Regions from separate parts of the Mus musculus genome. Here regions 2, 3, 4, 5, 6 and 7 are each linked to region 1. A link is a loop called in an ENCODE intact Hi-C map of the cell type or tissue named here. Cell type or tissue: heart. All regions are shown on one strand.

What was found. Hi-C counts contacts between places; a loop is a spot of excess contacts. Peaks named below come from ENCODE experiments on the same cell type or tissue, not always from the same donor. Only the 100,000 strongest peaks of a DNase experiment are listed, where the experiment ranks them.
Region 2: it touches region 1 in a loop (2.3-fold over the local background); 8 of 42 quality-filtered maps call a loop at or near these places.
Region 3: a loop joins it to region 1, with 2.5 times the contacts of the local background. A loop is called at or near these places in 8 of 42 quality-filtered maps.
Region 4: a loop joins it to region 1, with 3 times the contacts of the local background. A loop is called at or near these places in 4 of 42 quality-filtered maps.
Region 5: it touches region 1 in a loop (8-fold over the local background); 39 of 42 quality-filtered maps call a loop at or near these places.
Region 6: it touches region 1 in a loop (5-fold over the local background); 11 of 42 quality-filtered maps call a loop at or near these places.
Region 7: a loop joins it to region 1, with 7 times the contacts of the local background. A loop is called at or near these places in 22 of 42 quality-filtered maps.

What each region holds. Positions count from the first base shown.
Region 1 is chr10:94,621,726-94,625,725 of GRCm38, reverse strand. Gm32898 (a long non-coding RNA gene) reads left to right here and starts at 2,022. Exons shown (of 5, transcript XR_001779842.1): 1 at 2,022-2,154; 2 at 2,540-2,810. In heart, no CTCF peak of the experiment used is centred here; a DNase peak (open chromatin) is centred at 1,965; H3K4me3 peaks cover 328 bases; H3K27me3 peaks cover 984 bases.
Region 2 is chr10:94,795,778-94,799,777 of GRCm38, reverse strand. Plxnc1 (plexin C1) reads left to right here. Exons shown (of 31, transcript NM_018797.3): 25 at 273-304; 26 at 400-507; 27 at 1,631-1,794; 28 at 3,261-3,408. Among named protein-coding and RNA genes, the nearest start is that of Cep83, 110 kb to the right of the region's middle. In heart, no CTCF peak of the experiment used is centred here; no DNase peak of the experiment used is centred here.
Region 3 is chr10:94,802,176-94,806,175 of GRCm38, reverse strand. All of the region lies in intron 23 of Plxnc1 (plexin C1), which reads left to right. Among named protein-coding and RNA genes, the nearest start is that of Cep83, 120 kb to the right of the region's middle. In heart, no CTCF peak of the experiment used is centred here; DNase peaks (open chromatin) are centred at 1,305 and 1,945.
Region 4 is chr10:94,770,247-94,774,246 of GRCm38, reverse strand. It overlaps Cep83 (centrosomal protein 83), which reads right to left. Exons shown (of 16, transcript NM_029852.2): 13 at 3,173-3,302. Among named protein-coding and RNA genes, the nearest start is that of Cep83, 83 kb to the right of the region's middle. In heart, no CTCF peak of the experiment used is centred here; no DNase peak of the experiment used is centred here.
Region 5 is chr10:94,956,641-94,960,640 of GRCm38, reverse strand. No RefSeq gene overlaps it. Among named protein-coding and RNA genes, the nearest start is that of Gm40744, 3.0 kb to the left of the region's middle. In heart, a CTCF peak has its summit at 2,138 (motif pointing right); no DNase peak of the experiment used is centred here.
Region 6 is chr10:95,474,446-95,478,445 of GRCm38, reverse strand. It overlaps the pseudogene Gm3619. Among named protein-coding and RNA genes, the nearest start is that of Mrpl42, 26 kb to the left of the region's middle. In heart, CTCF peaks have their summits at 2,078 and 2,280 (motif pointing right); a DNase peak (open chromatin) is centred at 2,305; H3K27me3 peaks cover 371 bases.
Region 7 is chr10:94,945,979-94,949,978 of GRCm38, reverse strand. No RefSeq gene overlaps it. Among named protein-coding and RNA genes, the nearest start is that of Plxnc1, 3.1 kb to the right of the region's middle. In heart, a CTCF peak has its summit at 2,383; no DNase peak of the experiment used is centred here; H3K27me3 peaks cover 845 bases.

The sequences.
Region 1 (4,000 bases):
CCAGGCTGTGTGAAGAAGGCAGGCTCCGGTCTTTCACCTCCAGCAGAATATTTGATATTTATTGATCTCCCTTGGAGTAACAGGGTTAGTGAATTAGTGAAGATTGTCAAAGCTCCGGGGAGATAAACATGAAATGTGTGTGTGTTCTTTCTTCCAGATTAATCTATTGATTACGCCATGGAGCCGCCCCTTCCCACCTATATTTCAGTCTGACTGTTTTGCTTATCAGAATCATTTCTCTCATTGAGATTCGCTTCTCTTCAATTTTAAATTCAAGCCGTATCCTGGATTTGAAGGTTTCTTCCTCTTCTCCTCTCCCATAGACTATATAAACTCCAGGTTTCAGAAGGTTTGGGGCATGGCAGTAAAGAAACGTTTTCACCTTGTCTATCTCCTTCTCTGCTCCCCTGGGTATAGATTGTGGTTTACACAGCTGATCACGTTACCCGAAGGCTGGCCCCGGCATCAGTGCCCAGTCGGCTCCTGATTTGTTGGGAATCATGGGCTCCTTCTCCAGCTGCCCATCAGCCGATGTCAATATGTCATTGATACTTGTGTCTTTATGCCCAGTGCATGCCTGTCCTCTGACAGATCTGTAGGCTTCAAATGCATCCCTCTAAGTAGGAACATGTACCCTGGACCTTCAGCAAACAGGGCACAATTCCAGTCGTCGTCGTCTTCTTCTTCTTCTTCTTCTTCTTCTTCTTCTTCTTCTTCTTCTTCTTCTTCTTCTTCTTCTTCTTCCTCTTCCTCTTCCTCTTCCTCTTCCTCTTCCTCTTCCTCTTCCTCTTCCTCTTCCTCTTCCTCTTCCTCTTCCTCTTCTTCTTCTTCTTCTTCTTCTTCTTCTTCTTCTTCTTCTTATCTTTTAATTTCTAACTTATAAAACCTTTTCTTCTGAAATGCCAGGTCCCTTTAGATCTTAAGATGGCACCCTTTACTTCATCCCTTTGCATGGGCGCACATGTCTCGGGCATCTCTAGTACAGTGGCTTTGATTCTGTGGCCCCATTGAACTATGAAGCATAAGTCTCTTCTTAAGATCTTCAGATCTAATGAAGATGGAGAGCTTTCTAAAACGCCCACCATGTCAGAATAGGTGAAAGACCAGATTCTGGGGTCCAAGTTTTCTCACTGGGATAGGCTTGTTCAAGACTATGGGAAGACAGGAACAGGAACTAAGATGGAGAGAGAGAGAGAGACAGAGAGAGAGAGACAGAGAGAGAGACAGAGAGAGAAGAAAAGAGCCCAGTGCCTAGTGTGTCTAAGAAATTCTCATTAATAATTCTCTCTCACCAAGAGCCTACAGGCCACTGCTAAATTCAAATTGGTCCAAATGTTGCCTGCAGATGGTTGAGTTACGCATTATTGAGGTTAATTCCCAAGCAAGAAATCGGCGTGCTATGTGTTCTAACTATGGCCGTGTGCTCCTGCCTCAGTCAGGTTCTGTACCTTGGCAGATCTGAGGGCACACATAGCTTAGTTAGTGCCATTGAATTCATTTGCAAATAAATAAAAATAAATCTCTTGCTTACTTTTGCTGCATTCTAGCTGCAGAGACTAAAGACCAGAAAACTCCTGAATTATTATTTGATGTGTTGCTATTTTTAACCTACTGCTCTGTGACAAAGTCCCAAGTTGCTGGGTGGTGGTGGTGATGGGGTAGTGGTGTCAATTCACACTGAAGGAGAACAAAGATTCTGAGAGAGCTGACCCTTAAAAACAGCTCCGCAGGCTACTCATTTGTCACGGCTGTATCCCTCTCACCCCACCCTCTGGGGTTCCGATGTCACACTTACTTCCAGATTAATAGCCCAATTAGAAACCTATTGACTAAGGTTGTATTAAAGGCAATGACCCTTCACACTGTAAGCCGGGGCCTTTTAAAAATCGCCCTCACAACCAAAGGCAAGCAGAGGTGGCCTTCCCATTCTTGGATACACTCCGCCCCCTAGTGGTCACACACGCAGCAGCGGAGGGAGGGCTCCTTTGTTTTTCCAATTTTCCTCTAGGGACTTGAGCAGGAACAGGCCCGTCACTCTCTCACCCATCCTTTGAGATACCCAGCTCCCTTCACTGCTCCGAGAGACAATTCCTGGGAATTCTCCAGTGTTACTACTCCATGTTTTTGAAGTTAATTTAGCACATCCATCTTCCTGTATGTTTAAAAGTGCCGGGTGTGGCGGCCTGTGCCTGAAATCCTAGCACTTGGGAGGCGGAGGCAGGAGGATGGGAAGTTCGAGGATAGTTTGGGCTACCATGGTGATCTCGGAGAATCTCACTTCTCTACCTTCAAAAGAGCATAGTGTTTGTTTGTTTGTTTGGATTGATTGATTGATTGTGTTTGGCAGATTGCTAGGCTTAGATCTCCCAGAGGGAAAGAGCTTGGTGTGGGTGGGTCTCTCTGGGTTTTCTGGGGTGCATATGGAAGTAGGGGTCCATCAGTCTTGGTTTCCTATTTACAAGACAGGAGCGCCCCCTCCACCACCACCGCCCCCCCCCATACACTTCAGCAGTGGGTTTTATTTTTCTCTCACTTTCAGACTGTGGGACCAAGGACTGGAAGACCAGCCTTCCCTACGAAGAGGAAGGAGCATGGCGGGCAGGACTTCCTAACTGTCTAGGAGACCCTCTGTTCTCAGTGGGGGCTCACATGCAGTTCCCAGGGCTCTGCCTTAATCACCTGGGCCGGAATCTGTTTGTGGAGGCACAGCCGGGACAACACAAATGAACCCGCAGATGCCCGGCACAGACCTATGATCATGTGACTTTCCCACAAGTCAAGGAATATAAGCAGCCCCAAAGCTGTTAAAGGTAAAGGCCACATTCTCCCCTCCAGCCTCGGGAAGGACTTGGACTCCTCGTTCCTCGTTTTCAGTCTTTAAAATTCACTTTAGGACTTCGGATCTCCAACCCGGTGGGTGATAAATTGGCAAAGTCTGAGGTAAGTCATTATAGTCCCAGGAAACTAATAGAGAGTAAAAGACAGTTTGAGGAATCTTAAATCTGCATTTTTGATGGACTGCAGGTCCACTCTCAGGCACACTAAATTTTTGAGAACAGGAAGTATAGTGAAGATTGAAGATCTGCATTCCATCTGACTCTGGTGTTGTGAGTGGTCTATTGGGACTCAGTTTCCCCAGCTGTAAACAAAGGCAGCTGTGTGGGAAGGCACTTTGAAGGGCTCTTCTGCCTCTGGCTTTGGGAGAGTCTGAGAAACGGCGGAAAGAACAAACCTGGACCAAGAGGTCTCAGCCCTAGGGAATCACTCCTAAGAACATTAATTTCTCAGCTAATTTTCATATAGCACTTCCCATGTGCCAGGTCTCGCTCCAAGCATTTTATTTTTGTGAACTATCCGCAGGGCTATCTAGATACAGCAATCAGCCCAATGTGCAATTAATAATTAAATGCTTTAGGGAGAGGATTTCTAACAAGCCGGTTGTGTGCGTGTGGGGGGGAGTACCCGGGGTGGTACCATCTTCTGCTAATGAAGGGGGCAGACTCCCTGTCTCTGCGGTGAAAAGAAAAATGTCACAAACATTACATGCAGCCTGAGGGGTATGGATAGAAGGGGGAAAGGGGCTGCCGTTGCCAGGCAACCAGCTCATCACTAATCATGTGCATAAAAGCTGTGGGTCTCCTTTTCAGCACAGCTAGTGGGCCTTCCTCCTTGCCCCACCCCCTGCTGCTCCCTCCAGCTGCCCTTTGGGCTCTCATTCCAAGTAGATCCCAGACTGGCCTGGGTCCTCCTCCAGTCTCCCAGGCTTGGCTCTGTCACCAGGACACAAAAATGAGAAGAAAAGCCAGTTGATGGTCGACCCAGCTGAAGGAAGCCTGGCACCCGTCTTCTAGGACACCCTGTCCAGCACAGCTCTGAATGAGCCGTCACCCTGGAGGTTCACTTAGATTTGAGGAAAATCCTTTCTGACCCATGCGTTCAAGGGAGGCTCTTGCTATTTGCTGTGTGGATACTGAGCAAACACGAGGGTCCCTGGGCTGGC
Region 2 (4,000 bases), 170 kb before region 1:
GGCTAGGACCCCCTCCTCCCTATCCCCAGTTAAGTGTCTACTTAACCTCTGCTCTAACATTTGCAGGGCCAGGGAGCCTGCTTCCACTCCAGCCCCTAGCCCCTCCCCACACTGCTCAGGTGCAGCAGAGAATGTGCAGCTGTGAAGAGCCCATAGATAATAGCGGAGCCATTGGCTTTAGAACACAAGCAGGGCTTTTGTTGAGGCCAATTAGTCCGTGGTTGTTTTTTTAATGGGCTTCTTTTTTCTCTCTCCCTTTCTCTGGTGTTCAGATGTGGAGTACTCAGATGACCACTGCCACTTGGTGAGTTTGGCAGGCTTGTGCTGCCCACTGATCGGCGTGCCTCCCGTAGCATTCAGTCCCCCAGGTAATGCAGAGTCTGCTGTCGTCTCTTTCAGATTCTGCCAGATTCAGAAGCATTCCAAGTAGTTCAAGGGAAGAGACATCGAGGGAAACACAAGTTCAAAGTAAAAGAAATGTATCTGACCAAGCTGCTGTCGACCAAGGTACACTCACTGTTCTAGGAATGCTTTCATGGCCACCTTGGGGGTATATGATGTGTTCAACTTAATTTCCACTCAACTGTGAAAATGTTACAAATCCCTAGTGCCTTCTAGCAAAGCAAAATGAAAGTTTAAATTGTAGACACATCCTCTACCCCCCTTCGATTTTTTTTTTTAACTGAAAAAAGAAGAGCACTTCATAAATTCCTCCTGCAGCATCTTCAGTCAGGGCGTTTACCACCGCTCCTGCTCCTCTGCCACCATCTCACTATTATCTTTTAGGCTGACAGCATAATTATTCCTTTTTGTTTACTTGTTATTATAGATAAGCAATAAAACTCCTTTGAAATGCAAATAAAATGAGGGGGAAATCTGTGACGATTAACCTAGTAGATCTTACTGCCTTTTTTTCTCCATCTTGAAATTAAGAATTCTGTTCATGTAATAAAAAAGTGTTAGATGTGGAAGTTAGAGGAATACCAAATCAGGAGCAAATTTTACCGCATCTCTTTCTGGGGGTTAGTGGAAGTCTCTGGATTTCTGCTCCACTACTAACCATTACTGTCCCCCTGGCCTTGTTGTTACCTTGCTGGGCAGGCTCCCTTAGCAAATCTGCTCAGACCTGAGGAGATCTGTGTGCTAGGCAGAGGAGTGCCGGTGCCTTTTGATTGTTCAGTTTTCCCAGAGAGCTCTTCATACTCAACTTCATACTCGACTGCTTTGGGAAGTCCGTATTTAAACCCCGAGATGGAAATGCAGGCAACAGGCAACAGATCAAGCAGTGGAGCACCATCACTCAAGATTATCCAGGCTGCACACAGTAAAGGCCAAACAACAAGTGGCTTCCTGTGCACACACGCACGCCCACCCACCTACACCTATCTCTGCATCATACTCCATCTAAACAGTGTTGCTGTCAGCAAGTTTATATAGCAGCTCTATCTGTGAGCACATGCAGAACTCTTGTCCCACTTCCTGCTGACCTCCTCTGACCGTTTCCCATTGCCCCTCAGATGACTTTGCTCTGGTTAGTATATCTAGCTCTTTCTCGGAATTTGGAGCTGGCTTTTCCATTTGTTTTTCAGAATGACTCCCGTGTATCTCAGCCTCCCCTTCTGTCTTCCAGGTGGCAATTCACTCTGTGCTTGAGAAACTCTTCCGAAGCATTTGGAGTTTGCCCAATAGCAGGGCCCCATTTGCTATAAAATACTTCTTTGACTTTCTGGATGCCCAAGCTGAAAACAAAAAAATCACAGACCCTGATGTTGTACACATCTGGAAAACAAACAGGTGGGAATGTAGGTGATTGCTGGCTGTCTTCAAGAACCTAGAGCATAATATTATATACAGAATTACTGTACCAGAATCTCAGGGTTTGAATTCTATTCTAGATGATAAAATAACAAAATTCTGTTATCTTTTAATGCATGAAAGGGGACTTGTCTAAAATGTTAGACTAGTGAGGAATGAGAAATTAAGTGTTTTATGGTTTAACCTATTACTTTTACTAGACTGTTCCTGTGCCTACATAATTGCTTTATAATTTCCAAGTTGTGTGTTAACTGGGATTCTACATGGCTCATGCTCTTGTCATCTGTGGTAGTAGACAGTGTTATTTAATTTACATTTACCTGAAGAAGCAGGATGTCCCCACTTACGCTGGTATCTCCTCAGAAGACTGCTATAGCTCACTGCCTCTATTTGAAAGGCTGTGCACCTCAGCTGAGACCCAGACATGGCACAATAGCATGTCTCACGTGAGCTCAAAGCCCTCTAAATGCTAGCAAGCAGTAAAGGTGAAGTTCAATGCGTAGTCAGTTTTGCCCTTTGCTCTGGGTTTATATGCTTTGCTCTGGGCTCACTCCTGTTCTCAGTGCCAGCCTCATATCCCCCGGCTCGACAACCCCTACACCCAGCATAGGTACTAACCACCAGCCACAACAGACTGAGCCATTGACAATCCCAGCACCCATGTGGTGGCGGCAGTAAGCTAGGCCAAAGTTGGAACAGAGATGTGGAACTTGAATGAGTCTCAAGTTCATATTCCATTATTTCTTTAACTGTCTACACTGTGCCATATTGCTGTGGTATGGGAAACACTTTAAGTTTGTCCTCCAAGTGTGAATTCTAGTAGGTAGAGAGACGGGGTGCATTCGCTGAAGTGCACTAGAAGGTGATGTGTACAATGGAGAATATAAAAGAGGGTCAGAGGATCAGGCCAGGGTGTCCAAGGACAGACCACACTGTACAGCCCTAAGATGTGATCGTGGGTGACATGAATTGAAGACAGTAAAGGACCTAGTGGAGACGAGCTCAGTTAAGAGTGGCAGGAGAGGAGACCCTGACAGAGGACAAGAGAGAAGTGAGTGGTAAGATCTGATTCTCTTAGAAGGATCAAGATCTGGGGACAAATAATCCAGACAAGATGTCAGTGGCTTAGACCAGAGGGGCTCAAAGGGGTCAGGCGGAACAGATTTGAGTGAAAAGTTCTTGTTTGTTGGTGACATCATCTCATCGAACCCAGATATGGAATTCTTGTCCAGGGTCACTTTTGGACTTCCTAGCCTGCCCTTCACTCACTGGGGGGTCAGCCCTTTTGGGGTCTGAGTGATGCTGCCACCTGCTGCTTATCAGTTTGGCTAAGCGGGTTTCTGTACTTGGGTAACAAGGTCAGACACACTCATTTACAAACTGGTGCACAGAGCACCGGCTGTGTTAAGTCCTGCCTGAGAAGAGACTGTTTTCCCTTCAAACAGCCTCCCTCTTCGATTCTGGGTAAACATCCTGAAGAACCCTCAGTTTGTCTTTGACATTAAGAAGACACCACACATAGACAGCTGTTTGTCAGTGATTGCCCAAGCATTCATGGATGCCTTTTCTCTCACAGAACAGCAACTGGGGAAGGTAAGGCCCAGCTTTGCTTTCTGATAAGTATCCCTGAAATCACCTCCCGAGACTGAGGTTTCATGGGGACTTCAGGTGCCACAACCCTACTCGGAACTGCCAACGCTTACCATATTCCCATGGAAGCCTGCCTTCACTCCGCTCTCTAAAACCTCCCGTCCCTCTTATTTCCTCTCATGTCTTCCTTCCCTCCCTCCTGGACGGTAACTGCCTTCTAACCCACACCCATGGCCCTGCTGCCCACCCAGCCGCTAAACTCTTCGTCTTCACCATCTTAGTGCATTTCTTCCTACAAATGGCATCTTTGCTGTGCTACAGGGCCTTCCTGACTGGCCTCGGTCCTGTTAGTGAACTCCTCCTCCATCTGCCAGAGTTTGATGCCACAAACACAGGTTCTTGATTTGTAAGAAGAACTGCAAGAAGACTATGATCTGTTTGGTTGTGTCTATGAACTTGCCCAGTGTGTCTCCTATACCATACTGAAAACACAATGTGCTTGTTCCCAGTAAAAGGAGCTTTTAGAACCCGCACTTCCTAGGTTTAGTTCATCCTTCAGGGACTATGCTTCCCATTCTATAGATGAGTGAGGTCC
Region 3 (4,000 bases), 180 kb before region 1:
GTGAGCCAACTGATGTGTATAGGGAACCAATCTTGGGTCTGTTGGAGAAGCAGTGGCAAGGCAAATGCTTTAACCACTAAGCTGTCCCCACAAGTAACATGTTTTTAGAATCTTTTTTTTCTTATGTATTTACTCATTCATTCATTTTATGTATATGCATGCTCTATTTGCATATATGCCTGCATGCCAGAAGAGGGCATCAGATCCTAGTATAGATGGTTGTGAGCTGTTGCTTGCTGGGAATTGAACTCAGGACCTCTGAAGGAGCAGCAGACAGTGCTCTTAACTGCTGAGCCATCTCCCCAGCCCACAAATATCATTTTTATATGATTAAGTATGTTTGCATTTTGTCTCTAGAAAAATCTATTTTATGGGGTAATCTATAACCTATGACATAAAGAAAGCATCTTGCCATCAAGATATCTCATTTATGCACAGATTTATTTTGAAGTGACTTTATTAGCTTTTGTTTTAGACAAAGGCTTCTTATGTAGCCCAAACTGGCTTCCAGCTCCATATGCTCAAGCTGAACTCTTGAGCCTCCTGCTTCCCTAGCCTGAGTGCAGGGATTAGAGGCATTTACAACCACACCTACTTCTTGAAGTGCTGGGATCAAACTCAGGGCTCCGTGCGTGCTAGGCTAGCATCATAACAGCTGAGCTACATCCCAGGCATGGCTTTAAATTGCTGACATGGGTTCATTTCATCCCCGTGTGGCCACAACTTCTAACTCTGATGATGAGAAAGTCTATACTTCTATCACCTCCTGGGCTGGCGTCACTGGAGAGGGTTTCATTTGAAAATGCCATGTACACCTACCTATTCTGCCCTGGGCTGGAAAACCAGTCCTCCTGTAGATCTACCTAGTAGCATTAATCTTTCCTTGATTTAATTTGGTTTCCATCCCTAAAGTTGGGGCTCAGATGATGTTCCTTGCTTCACAGAAGGACAAGTAGATGGATGTGACACTCAGGGAAGTGGTTGGAGCTCCTGGGATGCAACAAACAGCCACTGTGGTTTTAACTCTTTGGATCCCATGGCACTTTTGAAAAAGGCATTTCTGGCCAGAACTTGGCAGCAGCTGACTTGAGAATAGAAATCAGAAACCTTCCGCTCCCCCCCAAACATCTGCAAATTATTTTTCTGTCCTTATAATAGTGTTAAAGCATCACATGGGGTGGAAATGTTCCAGCCCTAGAGCAGCTGTGAAGGTTAGGAGTATGCTCACACACATCTAACTTATCCACTGATAAAATGCTTTTACACCAGCTCTTGGAAGATCATTTTCGGAGCAAAATCTCCTCTGTTCAAGCTGCATCTACACTATCTTAATGCCTGAGCACAGTGCCAGCAGCCAAGCGCTGCCAGCTCCCGAAAAGACATTTGAACTTCTGGCAGCATTCCTTATCAGAAGGCCCATCCATGGTGTTTGTGATTATAGAGGAAGGGTGCTCGCTTTTGGCAAAACAAAGCGTCTGACAGTAGCGAAGTATTGGCTCAACACTCAACAGGATCCATTTGGGATTCATTCTTTGACAATTACCCAGAATGAATCACCAGCTTCCTTTTATAAAAGGATATTTATTGGCTTAGAATCAGTACATCCAGCTCTTGGTGGGGAGGAATTTTGTTAACTGCATTCACACATTCTTATAAGTGTGGTGTATGAGTTCTGCTAAGGGGAGGCCTGCACAGGGCATTTATTTTAATTGCCTCAAATATGGAGAATTGAGAAATCAGTCCGAAAACCATGAATGGCTCAAGGAGGATGCTTGATAATAACAGCAGTCCAAGAGTTCCGTGAGAATTAAGAACACTTGCTAGAGTCGCCTCGAGGCCTGATGGTCTTGCTAGCTCTCCCCAGACTCCCCCTCTTCCCATAAGATGTCCTGAACACTGGCAGTGGGAGGCTTCTAGCCTAAACTTAGCAGCTGGCTGGACACAGCTGGCTAGACAGCTGTGTCTGAGGCCCCTGGAGAGCTGCCTCTTCCTCTGTGGGTGTCACCTGAAGGAGATTGTGCTTAATCCTCTGGTGCTTAGCAGGGAGGTCTGTACATTCTGATAACCAATGTGCAGCAAGCCAAAGAGCAATTCTAAGATTCTACCCCCCACTTTTTTTTTTTCCCAAATCAGGGAAGGCCAGGTCCAAATTTGTATTAGGGCTTTAAAGTGGAGAGGAAAGTCACTTAGCTGATAGGATTCAAAGTGACAGCTGCTCTTTAGGCCTCAGCTGAAGGGAGGTAGGGTTGGTCCCTGATTTTCTTCCTCTTGACCATGCTTTGTCTTATCCTGTGGACCACCAGCCCCTCCTTCAGAACCATTTATTCTTAACCCCTGCCTGCCCATTGTATCTCAGCATCTGTGATTTTCTCTGCCCAAAGGTAACTTGTGTACTAGGCATTTCTAAGGACTTAACTGGTTATGCAAGAAAGACCCTGGCCTCTGGCCCAGGGATCCTTGGTTCCAAAAGGCCTTAAAGTGATGGTATTGAACTTCATCTCAGGGGAGGTCACACGTAGGCATGGCATTCACATGATTGCACGATAAAAGCATTTATCATCAACCTGCACAGGTAAAACCTGAAGTGATTTTTAACAGAACTATACTGAGTTATGGTTTATGTTTCCCAAAGCTTACATGTTTAGAGAAGAATGCAGCTTGGTAATAGAAAACTCGCTTAGCAAGCAGAGAGCCCTGGGTTCAGTTCCCAGTACCAGGATACATAAAAAACCCCAAACCAACAAAACTCACCTGCTTAAAATGTGGGAGCCGGGCATGATGGCGCATGCCTTTAATCCCAGCACTTGGGAGGCAGAGGCAGGCGGATTTCTGAGTTTGAGGACAGCCTGGTCTACAACATGAGTTCCAGGACAGCCAGGGATATACAGAGAAACCCTGTCTAGAAAAAAAAAAAAGTGCGACTTTCTGCATCATCGCTGCCTGACTTTAGAATATTTCATCACTTTTAAGAGAAACTCACTACTATTCAGTCTCCTCTATAACCCCATTAAAAAACAAACCACACTAACAGTCTATATAAATTGGCCTGTTCTGGGCATTTTAAATGAATGAGATCATATATGTGATCTTGTAACTGGCTTCAGTTAGCATATTTTTAAACTTAATCCCCAACATTGCATGTATTAGCATTTCCTTTACCATATGGAAGTTTTTGTTGTACATTCATATCATGGGCTATTACACAGTTATGAAAAGGGATGTACTGACAGGCACAGTGTATATTAATAGATGATCACAGGCCTTATATTGACCCTAAAAAGCATGGACAATAAACACACACTATGTACTGCTTAGGTCCATTTTTCTGACTCTCCAGAGCGGGTAAAGCTAGTCACTGAGGCAAGTCCGAGAGGGGACTGCCTGTTGCCTGGGAATGGACAGACAGGTGGCTGGCCATTCTCAAAACTTTGAAATGTTTTACAAAACAACGTTGATAGAGTTACAGCCCATTTACACAAATCCTATTTATAGGAATGACCATAGTTATACATGTAATAACACTTGTACTGGCTAGTTTTATGTCACCTTGATACTAGCTGAAGTCATTTTGGAAGAGTGAACCTCATCTGAGAAAATGTTCCCCACTAGAATGGCAAGTGTGAAGGGCATTTTCTTTTTCTTTCTTTCTTTTTTTCTTTTCTGAGACAGGGTCTTACTATGCAGCTGTGTCTGTCTTATGTAGACCAGATTGGCCTCAACTCACAAAGATCAGCTTACCTTTATCTCCAGAGTGCTGGAACTAGAGGCATGTGCCACCATGGCTGGCTTGTAGGACATTCTCTTGATTGATGATTTATGTGGGAGGAGCCAGCTCACTGTGGGTGGTGCCATCCCTAGGCTAGTAGTCTTGGATGACCTAAGAAAGCAGGCTGGGCAATCCATGAGAGCAAGCCAGTAAACAGCACTCCTCCATGGTCTCAGCAGATTCAGACGATGTGACAGAATGCATCTACTTGGGGGCTCAAGCAACAAATACTTA
Region 4 (4,000 bases), 150 kb before region 1:
TAAAACCCACAAAGCTCCACCTACCTCTGATTTTCCTCCAGGGTGCTGACTTAAAGGCATAATCAGACTCATATGAACTCTAAGGAGAAAACTTGAAAAATATCTAGACTCAAAGAAAGTGGGACACTAGAATAACAGTGCCTTGTAGTAAAAGCAGAAAGACAGGGACTTTATACCATAGATGCAAGCCTGATCTCCTGGCCTTGGTTTTTTGTGAAATAAAATGTCCCTAAGTGGATTAGGCTGGACCTGAACTTGAGAGACCTGATCTTGGGTTCTGACTCCATCTTAGAGAACCTGACCTAAGGCTGAACTTGAGTTACCCCCAACAAACCCACACCTAGCACTAGTTTCCAGGTTACAAGCCTGCCCCTAGCACTTCACTTCCTAACATCCACCATCAGGTGGAAAGCAGAAGTTAAGTTTATGGTTTGGCTCCTAGCACCAGCCAATTATTTTAAAGAGCAACAAAAGTCCATAATAGCCCCCAGTTAGATCCGTGCCAGGCTGGAAGCCCCTTTACTTGTTGGCTTGCCTTTAAAAATGCTTGCTTGAAACTGGGCTCGGGCTTCTACCTTCCTGTCCTGCTCTGTCGGGGTCCATGGTGAGCCCAAGCTGGAGCTTGAATAAAAAGACCCTAGTGCGACTGCATCATCAGAGTTGGCTCTCAAACGGGCACAACAAACTCACACTCTTCTTGCTTCAGCATCCCAAGTGCTGGGATTAAAGGCATGCTGCACCATGATTCTCAAAGTTTGGATTCTAGCTAGTCAAGTCATCTTGGTTACCTACAACTTCAGTTCCCTCATTTGTAAAAGCTATCTGAAAGCTAAGATCAGTTAAAATCCTAAAAGTATATATATTTACATACATAATACTACCTCTGCCACATGTACACACACATACACACACACCTCATTTTCAACTTCATTGATAAAATTAAGCTCATAGAACAGTGTTCCACAGGGTGTGATAGTTTCAGGTCACTGCTATTCACTGGATTAAACTGAGCAATCGTCTATGACTTAAATTTTAATTCACACACCACGTTTTAAAAAGTGGACTGGGGGGGCTGGTGAGATGGCTCAGTGGGTAAGAGCACCCGACTGCTCTTCTAAAGGTCCGAAGTTCAAATCCCAGCAACCACATGGTGGCTCACAACCACCCGTAATGAGATCTGATGCCCTCTTCAGGTGCGTCTGAAGACAGCTACCGTGTACTTACATATAATAAATAAATAAATAAATAAATAAATAAATAAATAAATAAATAAACTGGGTATAGTGTCCTGTGACTTTAGTCCCAGCACTTAAGAGGCAGAGGCAGCCAGACCTCAAGGTCAGGCTGGTCTATACAGTTCCAGGCCAGCCAGAGCTACATGATACTCTGTCTCAAAAACAACAACAAAAGGTGAAGTGAGGAGCTAGAGAGATGGTACACTGGTGAAGCATAAGCAGAGACCTGGAGTCTGGATCCCAACACTCTCCTAACAGACCAGGTATTCTCAGCACAGAGAAAAGCGTGGAAGGGAGGAAGATCACTGGAACTTGGTGGCTCCAGCCTAGCCTCAAAACCAGGCCCAGGCTCTAGGTTTGGAGGCACCTTGCCTGAGAGGAAGAGGCAGAGAATGACAGAGGTGGCAGTGCTCCATGCACAAGGAGTGCACCTGCCCCCTTAGCCCTCCACCTCCCGACACAAACCACAGTCTAAAAGTGAGATAATACTATGTTCTCAGCCACCAGTTAAGTATTTAAGAAAAAGGGAGACTGCATCATTACAATAATGGTACAGCATCACTTGATAGGTTTAACCTATCACTCTCTGCCCTCTTTCTGGCACACCTACTATCAGTTAATAATCTCTGTCACCACTGGATGTCACTTTTGCTCCAAATGCAGTCAACCCAAATTAACCTCAATAATTAGGTTCTGGTCTCTACAACAATTATTCCTAATACTGGAAGAACATGAAAGTTTATCTGCAAAAGACAAAAAGTCGAAAGACTTTCTAAAGACTTCTTAATTCAGAGGTTTCTGAAGTTCAAACACAATACAAGAAGTACAGTGGCATTTCTAAGGTCATTATGAGTCATCAAAAAAAAAATCACTGAAACTTCACCAACACTAAAAGCCTTTCAAAATTTATACATGGACAGAAAGGAATATGAGTGGCCAATAAAAGAGAAAAAAATGTACTTCCTATGGGTATAAAATGCTGGGTTTCTTATATAAGAAACGATATCTTCTAATCTCAATTTTATACTACTTTTAGAATTACAAGAGTGTCTTCAGTTATTTAAACCTATTCAGTAATATATACAGATCTTAAGATACTGTTATTCCTAGGGCATATTTCTTTCATTCACATTGTATTTCTTCTCCATACCCAATGTCACTATGAGGAGAACCTATGAAATGGTAACTTACAACTACACACACACAAGCTTGTCTCTTGGCACACTCCAGGCCTGCTGGAAATCACTGCTGAAGCCCTGCAGCAATGAGCCCCAGCCGAGGAGAGTACCACAGCCGGTGTGTAGTAGGAAAAGCTGTAAACTACCGACTAGATGAATCATCTGGCTACATCATTTCATCAAGTACTGGACTGGTTCCAAGAATGTGAACATATGCCTACAGAGGACAAATCTGTAGCATCAAAGCAGGAACTGTCAGAGTTTCAGAAGCCAAGGAGAAGTCCAAGATCCTACTGCTGGGGCAAGTTTGTTTTTTGAGTTGGAAACAAACACTTCTTTTGTTATTGTTGAGACAGGCATGTAGCCTGTCTATGGCAACAAGCAGTCCTGGCTAATCTAGAACTTGGTGGATATGCCTGAATAATTCTTACCTATGAGCTCTATCTCTGGCCCAGACTTTAACCACAAAAGCAATATTACAGATGCTAAGTATAATTGAAACAGGTCATCACACTGTGATGAGCTAGCTATACGTGTTTGTATAGATTGGCTCTGAAAAATATCACTTATAAGAAAATATATATTAACTTTAAAATATTTTAGGAATATACCTATTAGTTGGATTTCCCCAACTAACTCTCTCTGCAAAATTAAAACAAAGTGTGATGTTTAGATATCAAGTTAAATATGCCAGTAATACATCTTACTCTGGGAAAGTGTTTGGCAGTACAGAAAGCACTGTAGCTAAGAACCACTTGCCTTTTTCTGAGCAGTCGCTGCGCGCTGTAGCTTTTCCTTGGCTTGGTTATACTTTTCTTCTCTGTCTGTGATTCGCTCATGGAGCTTGTGCTTTTCTTCCAACCACTGGATCTGTTTTTCCTCCAGTGTCCTGCCAGAGAACAGGCACACATGCCAAGTACTGAACAGAAATTCTTAGATCAAATAGGCACTATGGCCAGTATTCTCAAACTCCCTGCCTATCTGACCATGCCCTACCCTTTCCAGCTATGGTGACTCTTATGTGCCCACATGTTTCCTCACATTGTTGCTGCAGAGCAAGTTTTATGAATATGACACTGTATTTAGAATAACATGTACACAATGCTTACACGAAACACTCTGGAATTAGATACATCTGTTGTGTCTTTTAAGTAAGTTAGGAAATTGAAGTTAGAGCATCTAAGTTGTGTAAAGAAACTTTTTTTTACTGACAAAATAAGCATTTAAAATGTAAACAATAATTATAAACATCAAGATATGAAAACTGTGCCTAATTTAGGCAGTTAAAACCAAACCTGCTGCCTGGTGTGGTAGCTAGCACCTTTAACCCCAGCACTACAGCGGCCTGGGCAATCTGATCTCTCTGAGCTGAAGGCCAGCCTGTTCTATTTAGCAAATTCCAGGACAGTCAGGGCTACATAGTACATAAAGGTAACCATATCCAAATGGGGAAACAAAAACCAAGCTTGATATTAAGTCTTTTTTTTATATTAAGTCTTAATGCAGAATGTTTTCTGTGTAGAATAAACTTTATATAAATGACGTCTTAAGTTATATCCTAGTAATAACATAATTTAAAAGCTATTC
Region 5 (4,000 bases), 330 kb before region 1:
AATGGTCGAAAGACTTCCAGCCGGAAGTTCAACAGGAAGTTATCTGGTGTGCTCTCTTTTTTTAAAAGATGACAGATGAAAGGCTACATATATGCCCAGGGTAATGAACCTGGGGCCAGACTCCCAACCAGTCCTACCTAAAACAGTCTCCTTATAAACAGAGGAGGAACTAACTCAAGATGTCATCAGGCTGCTGAAATAGACGGGAGTCAGGCACAGTGGCATACGAATATAGTTGTTGAAGTGCTCAGGAGGCTGGGGGGAAAAATGACATGAGTTCAAGACCAGCCTGGGCTGCATGCACCACAAGACCATGTCTCAAAATAAACAAGCAACACATGAGATCTGGGATGTGAGAAAACGAGTCTATTGCACATGTCGGGACCACAGTGGGGATTAGTCACCAGGACCAAGGGAACTGTCTGAGATGACTTCTGCCTTTCATGAGAGCCAGGGTATAATGTGGTATACTCCAGTGAGACTAGGAAGTTACAGAGGGGAAAAAAAAGTACTAGAAACTTGATTTGAAGTACCTGTGAAATGAACAAGGGGGATGTCCAGGAGGCATTTAGATATATAGATCTAGTCAGGGTAACTCGGGTGCCTCTGTCTTAGGGGCATCGGCACGTGGTGACCATGGGCACAGCAACAAGGAGGGTGCCAACAAAGAGTACATGACTTCAATGGAAAGATGGGGACTAATGACACAACACTGGTGGGCTTCAGTGAGGCTGTGTGTGTGTGTGTGTGTGTGTGTGTGTGTGCGCGCGCGCGTGTGTGCGCGCTTGCGCTTGTGTGTATAGTGTATGCCATAGTATGCATGCGCATGTGGAGGTCAAAGGGCAACCCTCAGGAGTTAGTTCTCTCCTTCTGCCTTTGTCTCAGTTTGAACTCTGCTTGTTCAACAAGCACTTTGACCACTGGGCCATTCTGCTGCCCCTGACCTCTACTTTCTCTGAGCTTTGGCTCCTTTGCCATCTGTTTTCCACAGCACTTTTCTTAGTAGGCAGAGAACAATGTTGCTGACAGTTTCAGGAAACCACAACCTGAAGTTCCTCCCCCTTCGCAAAATAATTTCTGTTTTTGAGACATTGTTTCCTTATGCAGGGTAGGCTTGCCTTGAACTTGGGCCGTTTCTGCCCCAGTTTGGGATGAATGCTGAGATTATAGGCTAGCATGATTTGCTCAGTAAAAGACTATTATTCTCTCACTGTACATGTGACAGTCCCTGGGAAATACTCTCGTTGGCTTTGTCTGCAAGGATCATGTAACCTATACCAGGTCTCTGACACGTGGATTGCCCAGGTTTGAGTCACATCTGGATGGGAAGATGGGAGATTGGGAGGATGTGTTTCCAGAACGAGACCGTTAAGGCTTTCCAGGCAGAGAAGAGTAGTTGCCATGGTTCTCAGCCCATCAACATTTAAGAAGAGAGGAGGAGGAGGAGGAAGGAGACACAACGTTGATATGTCAAAGTAGATCAACAGCTTTTTGGAAGCCAAGATCTGTTTCCGATGTGTATTTATTCTTCTACACCCTCCCCACTATCTAGTATCCTGCCTTAACATGCCTGTCATCAACAAGTGGGTGTGGAGAAAAATCCCAGACATCACACCCAACAAGCAGGGGGGGGTACTTTAAAAAAAAATGACAAAGACTAACAAGCCCAGAAATCTGATTTGGGCAATATACAAAAGCACACCCCCCCCCCCCCCCAGTATTTGGCCTCCATGAACACAGATATTAATAGATTCTCTAAAGAGAGCCAATCTTTTCAGGTTTTGGACGGCACCGTCATATCAGTATGAACTCAAATCGTTCCAGATGAGGATGACATTTGAGGAGTGTCTTGAAGAAACCGGGTAGTGATATAAAGAGCTCTGTTCCTGCTACTGTGTTCTGGGCTCACCGTAATTTCATGCTGCATTTGAAAGCCTGCAGGGGAGACACCTTAATTGCTACGGATGCCAAATAGGAAGAAGAGTGCTAATCAAACCTTATTAATCGACGACATACTACCAGCTTTCAGGAACAGATGCTAAGGGGGAATGAAACCTTGTAAGCCACGGGTACCTACCAACACCCCCTCAGGTCAGTAACAATTGTTTTTCTTCACATACACCTTTCCTGTCCACTAGGGGGAGTACTAGCGCACGCCAAAGCATGGCTTTTTCTATGCCTGATGCTTAAACTCCCTATGCCTAACAAAAACTTGTTCGTCTGTAGATTCCTAAGACCTCCAGCCTGTGATGGCCCAAAGATCTAACCAGATGTCATATTTTTCAAACAGACAGAGTATATCATTCAAGGTATGTTAAGAAAATACATTGCTTAAATTCTCAGTAACTCAGAACCATCTTAGTGAACATTTCTCTTGTAAACAGAAGTTTCTAGCCAGGAAGGCAAAGGCGAGGGCTAATTATTTGTCAGAATCTTTGCTTATTTAAAAAAAAATAGAAGATGCTGAATCTGTGCCCTTTCAATTTTAAAAAGCTTAATTTTAATACCTGTTAGACACTAGTATGATCTTTTATTGCTCAGTGGAGTTCTTAAAGTATTATTGGCACTCAGTTGATAATTATTATAATTATTATAAGCTTGTCTAACATAATTACAGTATAAGACTCTTCCCTCTTCAACACAAAGCCACTTTCAAAAAAAGTTTGAGAGGCTATGTAAATTAACAAATAGCCGAAATGCCACACTTAGCTTCGCACCCAGCTTCGCTGCCCTTCCTTCTTCTCAGTTCTGTATTTTTTTGTGGCAGGGTACTGCATTTTTTTTTCCTTTTTAGTCTCTGTTGAGAATGTCAACCCGTGAATTGGTAAGCGTGTTATTGTGCGTATGCCAAGTCAATGTGTTTGGAGCTGTGGATTCCTCAAAGACTGACACCCACCCCTGCAGTTGCCTGCTTTTGCAGAAACATTCCGACAACATCGACTCAACACTGACCCTGTGTGAAGCCCCGTAAACGGCATAGGACAGGACAGCATTGCTCCTGACTATACCCTCAGCCCTATCACATGCCTGGCATCAGGAGCCCCGAGGGTTTCTTGCTAAGGACATAAGCAAGTAAATAAAAGGTTTGAGATGTGAAAGTTTTGGGGGCACAAAGGTCTTGTTTGCCCAGAGATTGCTAGAGAAATCAAGAGCGCTATGCATGCAGGGACCTCTCCTCAATGGAGGAGATAAAATACCTGTTTTCACTGTCTAGAAGGCTGGGAGTGAATATTGTTGACGGCCCGGTGACCTTTTTGCTATCTGCAGCAGCAGCAGCAGCAGCAGCAGCAGCAGCAGCAACAGCAGATCTCACCCTTTTGCTATAGAGATAGACCTCACTTAAATCCCCCACAACGTTTATTCCAGACTCTCCCTCCCTACCTCACAGGTAATAGAAGCCCTCCTTAGTGGGGGAATGTCCCATGTACCCTGTGGCCTGTTGAATCTCTGTCCTGAGTCAGAGACCACACTAGAATCTAGGCTTTTTAGCTATGGAACCTACCCTCGTGGTCACATGTATTTCATAAAGCAGTTTCTAAATGCTCACACCTTAAGCTTTATTCTGCACCTGGAATCGGAATGATTGTTGCCTGGAAACCTGGAATAGGAATGATTGTTGCCTGGAAACTTTTTCCCAAATTGTACTGTTTTAAACATGCTGACAATGAACCACCTGGTACCAGGCTCCTCAAGTCTGATACAGGACGGTGATGTCGATCTGAACAGAGGTTTTATTCTTGCCTCTTTGTGGATCACTGCCTTCATTGACAACTTCAGTGTCCCCACCCACCAAGAAAGGAATTGTAGAGAAACACTAAGTTGCTATCCCTGACCTCAGAAGAGTTAACAGTGGTATGAAAGGGTGCTTGGCCTATTTATCTATTTGTCAATTCTCCCATCTATCCATCCATCCATCCATCCATCCATCCATCCATCCATCCATCCATCCAACCATCTATACATCCATCCATCTATACATCCATTCCTCTATACATCTATA
Region 6 (4,000 bases), 850 kb before region 1:
AGCAGCCAGTGCTCTTCTGCTGAGCCAGCTCTCCAGACGCCCATGTATCATCAGACTTGGCAGCAGGCCCTTCCAGAGAGTTGGTAAATGTTCTATCACACTAATGTTAAAACGTTTGTCTGAATGTTATAAAATTGAGTGAAGATAATTTCTTTTTCAAAATCGATGCCTAACCAAATGTGCATAGTGAAGGCGATGCAACTGGACAGTCAGGAAGCCAAGTGCAATGTAAAGAATAGCTAATAAGTTGATTTTCCAGCTGAGCAGAGCGGCTTGGCTCTGCACCCTCAATGCCTTCTTCCGGAATTACATCAAGTTCAGAAGCTGTGTCTTGAAGATATGACTCCAGGACCACAGTACTTTTCCCAGAAGGTCTCTTAGTAATACCAAGTAGAATATGCTGTGGAAGCCATTGGACATGCAGGCACCTGTTTGGGAATTCTAGCCAATGATGGAGTTTTGCTTGCAGTAGAAGAGGTGTAACAGCCACAAGCTTCTTGATGGAGTCGGTTGGGGTTTTTTGTTTGTTTGTTTGTTTGTTTTCTGGAAAGTTGATAAACTTAATGAGGACATGGCTTGCAGCGTGGCAGGCACAACACCTGATGCTAAGGTCCTGACTAATTCATTGCTCAGAGGTATTTATTCCAGTAACAGGAGCCAATTCCACGTGCGCAGTTGTTTACAGCACTGTGCTATCACAGAGGCGCATGCGCAGTTTGGAGGGAAGTGTCCGGTTGCTGTTTCCTTGCTGTGTATTGGCTGGGGTAAGCACCATGGCTTTCAGGTCTGTTAAGAGTGACCCAAGCGCATGAGCATTGGAGACAGCAGTGCCCGAGCTGTGTCAGTGTTGAAACCAGACTACAACGCAGGAGAAAGGACTCTGAAGTCGACATTCGCTCTAGCTGTCAAGATGATAAAAAAATAAGACAATAGATGTTGGTAAACTGTCAGCTGAAGAAGTAGAAATGGCCACCCTAAGGAGAGAATGGAATGGCCGTGAGCATGGTCCTCAGGCAAAGGAAGTGGAACAGTTGACCAAAAACCAAGAAGAGGTAGAAGGGAAATCTCAGCAGGAGAAGGAGAGGGAATGGAAAGGAGAAATAGACAAAATCGTGGATTTTATAACTCCCGAGAGGCACCAATTCTGTTAGAAGCCGTCCTGGCCTTTCACTCCGGAAAGGTTTTCTTGTTTTTTCTTTTTTAAGTTGCCCATCAGGGAATTAGGCCATTAATACTGAATCGGATCCTTGTCTGTCCAGTTGGGTGCTTTATTGTAATGATGGACATCTTTATAAACATCTTAATCTTAATACATAACTTTTTGGAATAAAACTTAGACTGACAAAAACAGAATAGTGAACAAAAGAGAAGAAGGTTAGCAATAATTGACAGTAATGTGAACCTCTTGCCCAATGGGAGCACTTAGGTTCTCTCTCTTTTTTTTATTGCATCAAAGAAAGTAAGTCTGATACAAGCTTGTCAGATATACCAACTTTGCTCCTAACTTTAAAACACTATTAGTCTTTTTCAAATTTATACCGAACAAAGCTATTTATATTGAAAAAAATTTATATTGACTTATCTGAACAAAGCTATTTCTATTGAAAAAAATTATATTGACTTATAATAAAAGTTTTACAAAGATCAAGATAAGTTATGAGCATGAAAGAACAAGGCTTGTAAGTAAAATTAAATAATTAAAAAGTGTTTCTGTGAGTCCAGAGTTGACCAATGTGGAACTCTAGAAGGCCAAACGCAGTCCTGTGTGAGTACTTTAGCAAATTAGACTTTAATGTATTGAAAATATAGATTAATGTAGTTCCTGAATTATGTCTTTTTTTGTTTGTTTGTTTGTTTTTGTTTTTTTTTTTCGAGACAGGGTTTCTCTGTGTAGCCCTGGCTATCCTGGAACTCACTCTGTAGACCAGGTTGGCCTTGAACTCAGAAATCCGTCTGCCTCTGTCTCCTGTGTGCTGGGATTAAAGGCGTGCGCCACCACGCCCGGCTCCGAATTATGTCTTTCATGTGTTGCTGATTTTGAGTTTTCTAAACAAATAGTAACCCATCACAGTCTTACTTCCTCTGTATCTTCCTATCTCTTCCATGGCTGAGACAAAACTATTACCTTCCTCACTACCCTTCTATGAAAAACCACTTACAGGTTTTAGTGGCCATTTACAATTACATGTGAGGGATGCTACTTTAAAAGCAGCCCTAGGAAGAGCCGGAGAGGCTGTGTTGCCTTAACCTGCGGAACACATTCTCGACGAAACCGCCAGAGGGCACTGTGACACAGCATTCAGCCTGAACCGCTTACCCTGTGGTTGTGACTTTGAAATGCCAGAATGGCAGAGAATTTGAACATTGCTACTTGAGAAAGGGTGGTTTGATAATGTCATTGCCGGAAGTCGTTCTACTCGTCTATCATTAAGTATTTATACAACAGCTGGTTGTGAGAAGATCTGCTTTCTAGCTGGCCAACTCAAACATCCTTAAGATCAGTGCTACTTGCTAAATATCGGCCGTGCTACTTATATTTTTCTAATGACATTCCCAACTGTGGATGTTTTTCACTATCATTTTTTTTAATTAAGTTTAGGTAGAAAACCTTGACTTACTCAAAGATAACATTGTTAACTGTTTTTGTACTTTCATATATAAAAATAAATCTTTTATGTATATTTAAAGACATCAGATTTCTTTTTGTTAGAAAATATGTTTTTTTTTAAAGATTTTTCTTTTAATGTGTATGGATGCTTTCGTTGCAGGTGTGTCTTAGTAACATGTGGGTGTCTGGTGCCCTTGTATCTCCTGGGACTGTAGTTACAGACAGCTGGGAACTGACTGACATGTGGTGCTGGGAATTGAACTCAGGTCCCCTGGGAGAGCAGCCAGTGCTCTTGACTACTGAGCCATCTCTCCAGCCCTTGTACTTTCTTTTTTGTTTTTAATTTTAAATGGTGTGTGTTTGTTTGTCTCTCGTCTCTCCACATGTGTCTGTCTGTGTATATGTTTGTCTGTCTGTCTGTCTCTCCGTGTGTGTGTGTGTGTGTGTGTGTGTGTGTGTGTGTGTGTGTGTTCTGTTGGGGACTGATCTCAGGGCTTTCTTTATACATGTCAGGCAAGCACTGTGCCTCTGAATTGCCTCCTCACAAGGGCTAAGGGTTTTGTGACTCCTTCTTTTGGTCCCACAAACTCCTGCCTTCCTAAGAAGCTAACAACTCTAGTCCCAGTCAGCAGAGGTAAGAGAACCCATTAGTTAAGACTCTTGATTTCCAGGGCCAAGAAGCCCATCCATCCACAGTAGAGTCCAGCAATGGGAGTCTGTTGGAGGAGGATCACAGGACTGTAGGAAAGTGAAGCTGGACCATGGGGAGACGTCAGCTGAGGACTTGGTTCCTGCCAGTAGGCTTGCTTTTCATCTTTTGTGGTTGTTGTTGTTGTAAACATTTATTCAATGTATGAAGAGGGTGTTCAATTCTCTCTTTCTACCACATGGGATCTGGATATTGAACTTGGCCGGCTTGACGGCAATCTCTTATACCTCCTGAAGTGTTTGGTAGTTCCCCGACTCCTGGTCTGTGTGTGTATGTGTGTGTGTGTGTTCATGCATACCCTGGTGTGGTGTGAAAGACAGAAGACAAACTTGGGGAGTTAAGTTTCAAGGCCTGAACTCAGGTCATCAGGCTTATACAGCAAGCACTTTTACCCATCAACCAGTTGACGTGCCCATTGTTAAGCTGCTTGCCTCCTCCTCCTCCCCCTCCCCCTTCCTCCTCGTTTTCTTGTTGTTGTCGTCGTCATCGTCCTCGTTGTTTTTGAGATGAGGTCTCATAGCTCTAGCAGGCCTAGAACTTACTGTGTAGGCCAGGCTGGCCTCTGTTTCCCGAGTGCTGAGTTTGAAGGCATGTGCCACCATGCAGGGCGGTTAGGCATCTTCTAGTGTGGTCATTTGATGAATGTCTGTCTCTCCTACTAAGCTGTAACCTTCACAACTGGG
Region 7 (4,000 bases), 320 kb before region 1:
AGCCTACAGCCCATCCTGAGGAGAAGAGAGGTCAGGACCTGAAACAGAGGCCATAGAGGAACACTGCTTACTGAACTGCTCTCTGCCCTTGCTGATCCAACTCAGGACCCTTTGCCCAAGGGTGGCAGCACCTGCAGTGGGCTGGTCCTTCCCACATCAATTAATAATAATAATGATAATAATAATAAGAATAAGAATAATAATGGCCTGCAGATGTGCTACAGACCAGTCTGATGGCGGCAAATTCTCCACTGAAATTCCATCTTCCCAGATGATACTTGTCTGTGTCAAGGTGACAAAAACTTAACCAGCCCAGCCTGCCGCTTCTGTAACACAGCACCGAGTGCCAGGGTAGTTTATGTCCTGGACTCTGCAGCCTCTGAGAAAAATTGGCATTTACCACCCTTTCCAAAGGCCCTTATAATATTGAAGGCTCTTACAGGCCGTAAAGAAAGGCAGCGTTGGGACTTTACGCAAAGAACAGTGGTTTTGAATGTCCACCTCTGTTCTTTTGTCTGTAAGTGTTACTCTTCTGGGAAGCAATATGTAATCCAACTCTGCTGAGTCATGACAGAGAAAGCTGACAACTGAAATGTTGGAGGTGAGCCCATCACACAATCCAGCCTTCTTACAGGAACTAACACTGGGTACTGTCACCAAGCATAGAAGGTTACTCTCCATCCATCCATCCATCCATCCATCCATCCATCCATCCAAGGCCATGTTGACTGACAGCAGGACCTGATCTTACACTCCCTCAGCTCTTGCGCGCGCCAGACTCGACCAGCAAGGACGCTGCAACAGGATCCTTCTGCACACGTTTATTGGGAGAGCTTGATTGTAGAGGCGAAGAGACCCCGAGCCCAGAACTGGTGCTGCTTTTATAGGCCTAGGAGAGGCGTGTCTTACACCAGGATTGGTTATGCACTACGCCTCATTTGCATGTTCCTCATCTGATTGGCTACTCTCTCTCTCTCTGTACCTCACAGAGCCTCATTATCATACCTCATTTGCATGTCTCACATCTGATTAGTTATACTCTCAAAGCCTCATTACCATGCCCGGGCCAGGCACTGTCTTTGCAAAAAACTTTACTGCATATGTACACATTGGTTGTTTGTCCAAACTTATACGTGGTGGCCAGCAGTAGTCAGTGCCACTCTGCAACGGCACATGTGGCTTCCCACACTCAGCCACACCTTGAAAACTTGTTTAAAGTGTGGATATTCTTGACCAATGGTCCTTGTCTGTGGATGGAGAAACACTGAGAGGGAGAGAGACAAGAATGCTGGGGGAGGAAGGGCAGGCCCACCTGGCCAGCCAGCTTAGTCAGCTCAACTGCGATCAATGAGGTGACGGACGTCACAGCCAGATCCCTCAGTCATATCTCATGACTGCGCTGAATTCAACTGACTTCTATTGGCTGAACTGTGTTCAACTCATCTCTTAGCATCCACTCAAACTATAAAACGATACTTCCTCTAGTGTACTTTCAACTATCTGTTAATCTGAAGACCAGGAAGGAAGCTGGCTCAATTCATTTTCCTGTCAGTCACCAAAAGGGACCAGAAACTTTGATAAGGTTTTCAGCCCGAAGACCACATAGATATGAGCAGAGTTGTGGAGAGGCAAGGTGGCCTGTCTGAAATTCCAGGAGGCCAAAACAGATGTGATCTCTGTGGAATTGGGCAAGGTGTCATCGTAGCTACAAAGAAAGGGTGTGTAAAGGATCTCTTGACCACTAGAACTAACATTCTTAGTTGCTTCTGGCTCCCATCAACCCAATCAGCCCTTTAAAGTATGGTCAGTTAAAAAAAAAAAAAAAAAGCAAAACAGAAGAGTGAAATGTGAATGATAACCATCTTGTGACTGTGACCAATTGCCTACTGAACAGCCGTTCTTAACGTCCCAAGTCCCAGCAGGAAACCACAGAATCTATAAAGCCCTGTCCAGCAGAAATGAGTCTGATTGTAGATGGCTTGGTTAACCCAGATTGCCTCCAGTGCCTGAGGGAGTGGATATTTTCTCATTATGGAGACTTTTCCAGCTAGCAAAGGCTGTGCGTACAACTGCTCAGAACCCATCTGAACGGCCCGTTTCCGTGGTAGCAGGTCTGTCTGGAGGACAGATCTGTATCACCTTCTTTTGTTTGGTTTTCAGCCATTTGTGTTACAAGAAGTTCTGAAATGTGTCATAAGGGACACCCAACAAGATGGATGGGTTCAGTCAATTGGTGAGGGATGAGTGAGCTATGGACCCTCCGCCAGATGGGTGTGTCTAAGAGAAGGCCTTTAAAGAAATACAGACCCTATGCCTAAATATTTATATAGAGTTGTTCATATTTCCCACACTTTTCAAATGTGAATGTGCGTCCTGAAGGTGGAGCTTTAGTACAGGAGAAAATTGGGAAGGGGCAAAGACGTTTGCTCAAAATGGGGCAGGACCAGTGAAGAACCTGTTTCCAGGTTTCTTAATCGCCTACATTTTTCATGCCCAAAAGTTAGCATGGATTCGGGTTTCTTCCACTATGGGAGTCTGCACGCAATTAAACAGGAGGAGAGAGAGAAAGCCTGCTTGCCGGAATAGGGCTTATGGTCTCAGCAAACTAAGGAGATGCAGGGACCATCAGAACCCTTTCCACACCTTGCTGGTAATTTTTGTAGGATGTTGTTTCTTCTTTTTCAAAATGCAGCAGCAAAGAATTGAGCAGTGAGCAACGTGCCACACCATGGAGTATGTTTAATCCAAATAGCTTCCAAGATGCTCTGTGACTGACTGTAGCAACTCTGTGGGGTTTAGGGAAATGGCTTGCTTACCAGCGAAGTAAGGCTATCTCCAAAATGGAATTGAATGCTGCTTCTTGGCCCATAACACTGCCACAGCCCATCTGTGAGTCAGCCACAGTGACTATAGGAGACTGATGCATGTATGCCCTATGTTGGAGAGGAATTATTTTGCTATTTATTTATTTATTTATTTATTTATTTATTTATTTATTTATTTTCGGATTTGAGTGATGCAAAAAAAATTCTTAAAATATTCCAAGTGGTGGAGAATGAGTTGAGGGGGGTATTTTTTTTAAGCAAGTAAGCCACTTGATTTGCTTCACTTAAGAGGTCCATATTAACATCAACCTAGACCTACATTCCCTGCTTCTTTTTTCTCTCCTCTACTTTCTGACACTACAGAAGAGGTGACCTCCAGCTAACATCTGAGAGCATCGGCACTGCCCATCAGCAGAGAGAAACAAGGATAGCCAGTCCCCAAAGAGGAGGTTGCACATGGAAAGATGGCCACGGACCATCTTTTAAAAGCCACTGCTGAAGGAATAGTGTGTGTGTGTGTGTGTGTGTGTGTGTGTGTGTGTGTGTGTGTACAGCAGAGAGAATGGAAGTCAAGGCCTGGCTGAGCTACACCCACCCCCTAATACTGTACTGTACATCTAGATTAGACTTTCAAGCTTCTTGCCCAGTTCCTTCTCCTCCCTTCTGCCTTTCGAAGCTCCCATCTCAGCAGCGGGAGGAACAGATCTAAGCAGTTCTGTGGAAGTGTAAAACCTGCAGCAGGTGACCTGTGAGGAAGCTCATTCAGAGCCCCCTTAAAAAACAATACAGATTCCTATCCAGAGCTTGGCTGACTTGGAGCTAAGAAGAGAAGATCACACAGCAACCAGTTGCAGTCCTAGGAAGATCTAGGAAGAATGCAGATCATTTCTTAAGGACCCATACGGGTCTTTAGCTCCCTCTCCATTCACCACAGAGTTGAAGGCACCAAGGCTTGCCTCTGGGAAGCCCACTTCTGAGAAAACATGAGCTTGCCTGCTCCCCAGAGCACAGTGATCTTTCTGTTCCAGAAATTCTCGGTGGCTTGCGAGGTGGGGGAAGGGGGGAGCACCCCAGCTGACAGTTGCTACCTGGATGAAGTGGTGGAGGGAGCCCCTCTAGAAACATAAGAGAGCTCCGGACTCTTGAGATGCGAGCCCTGGCTGCTGAGCCCAATG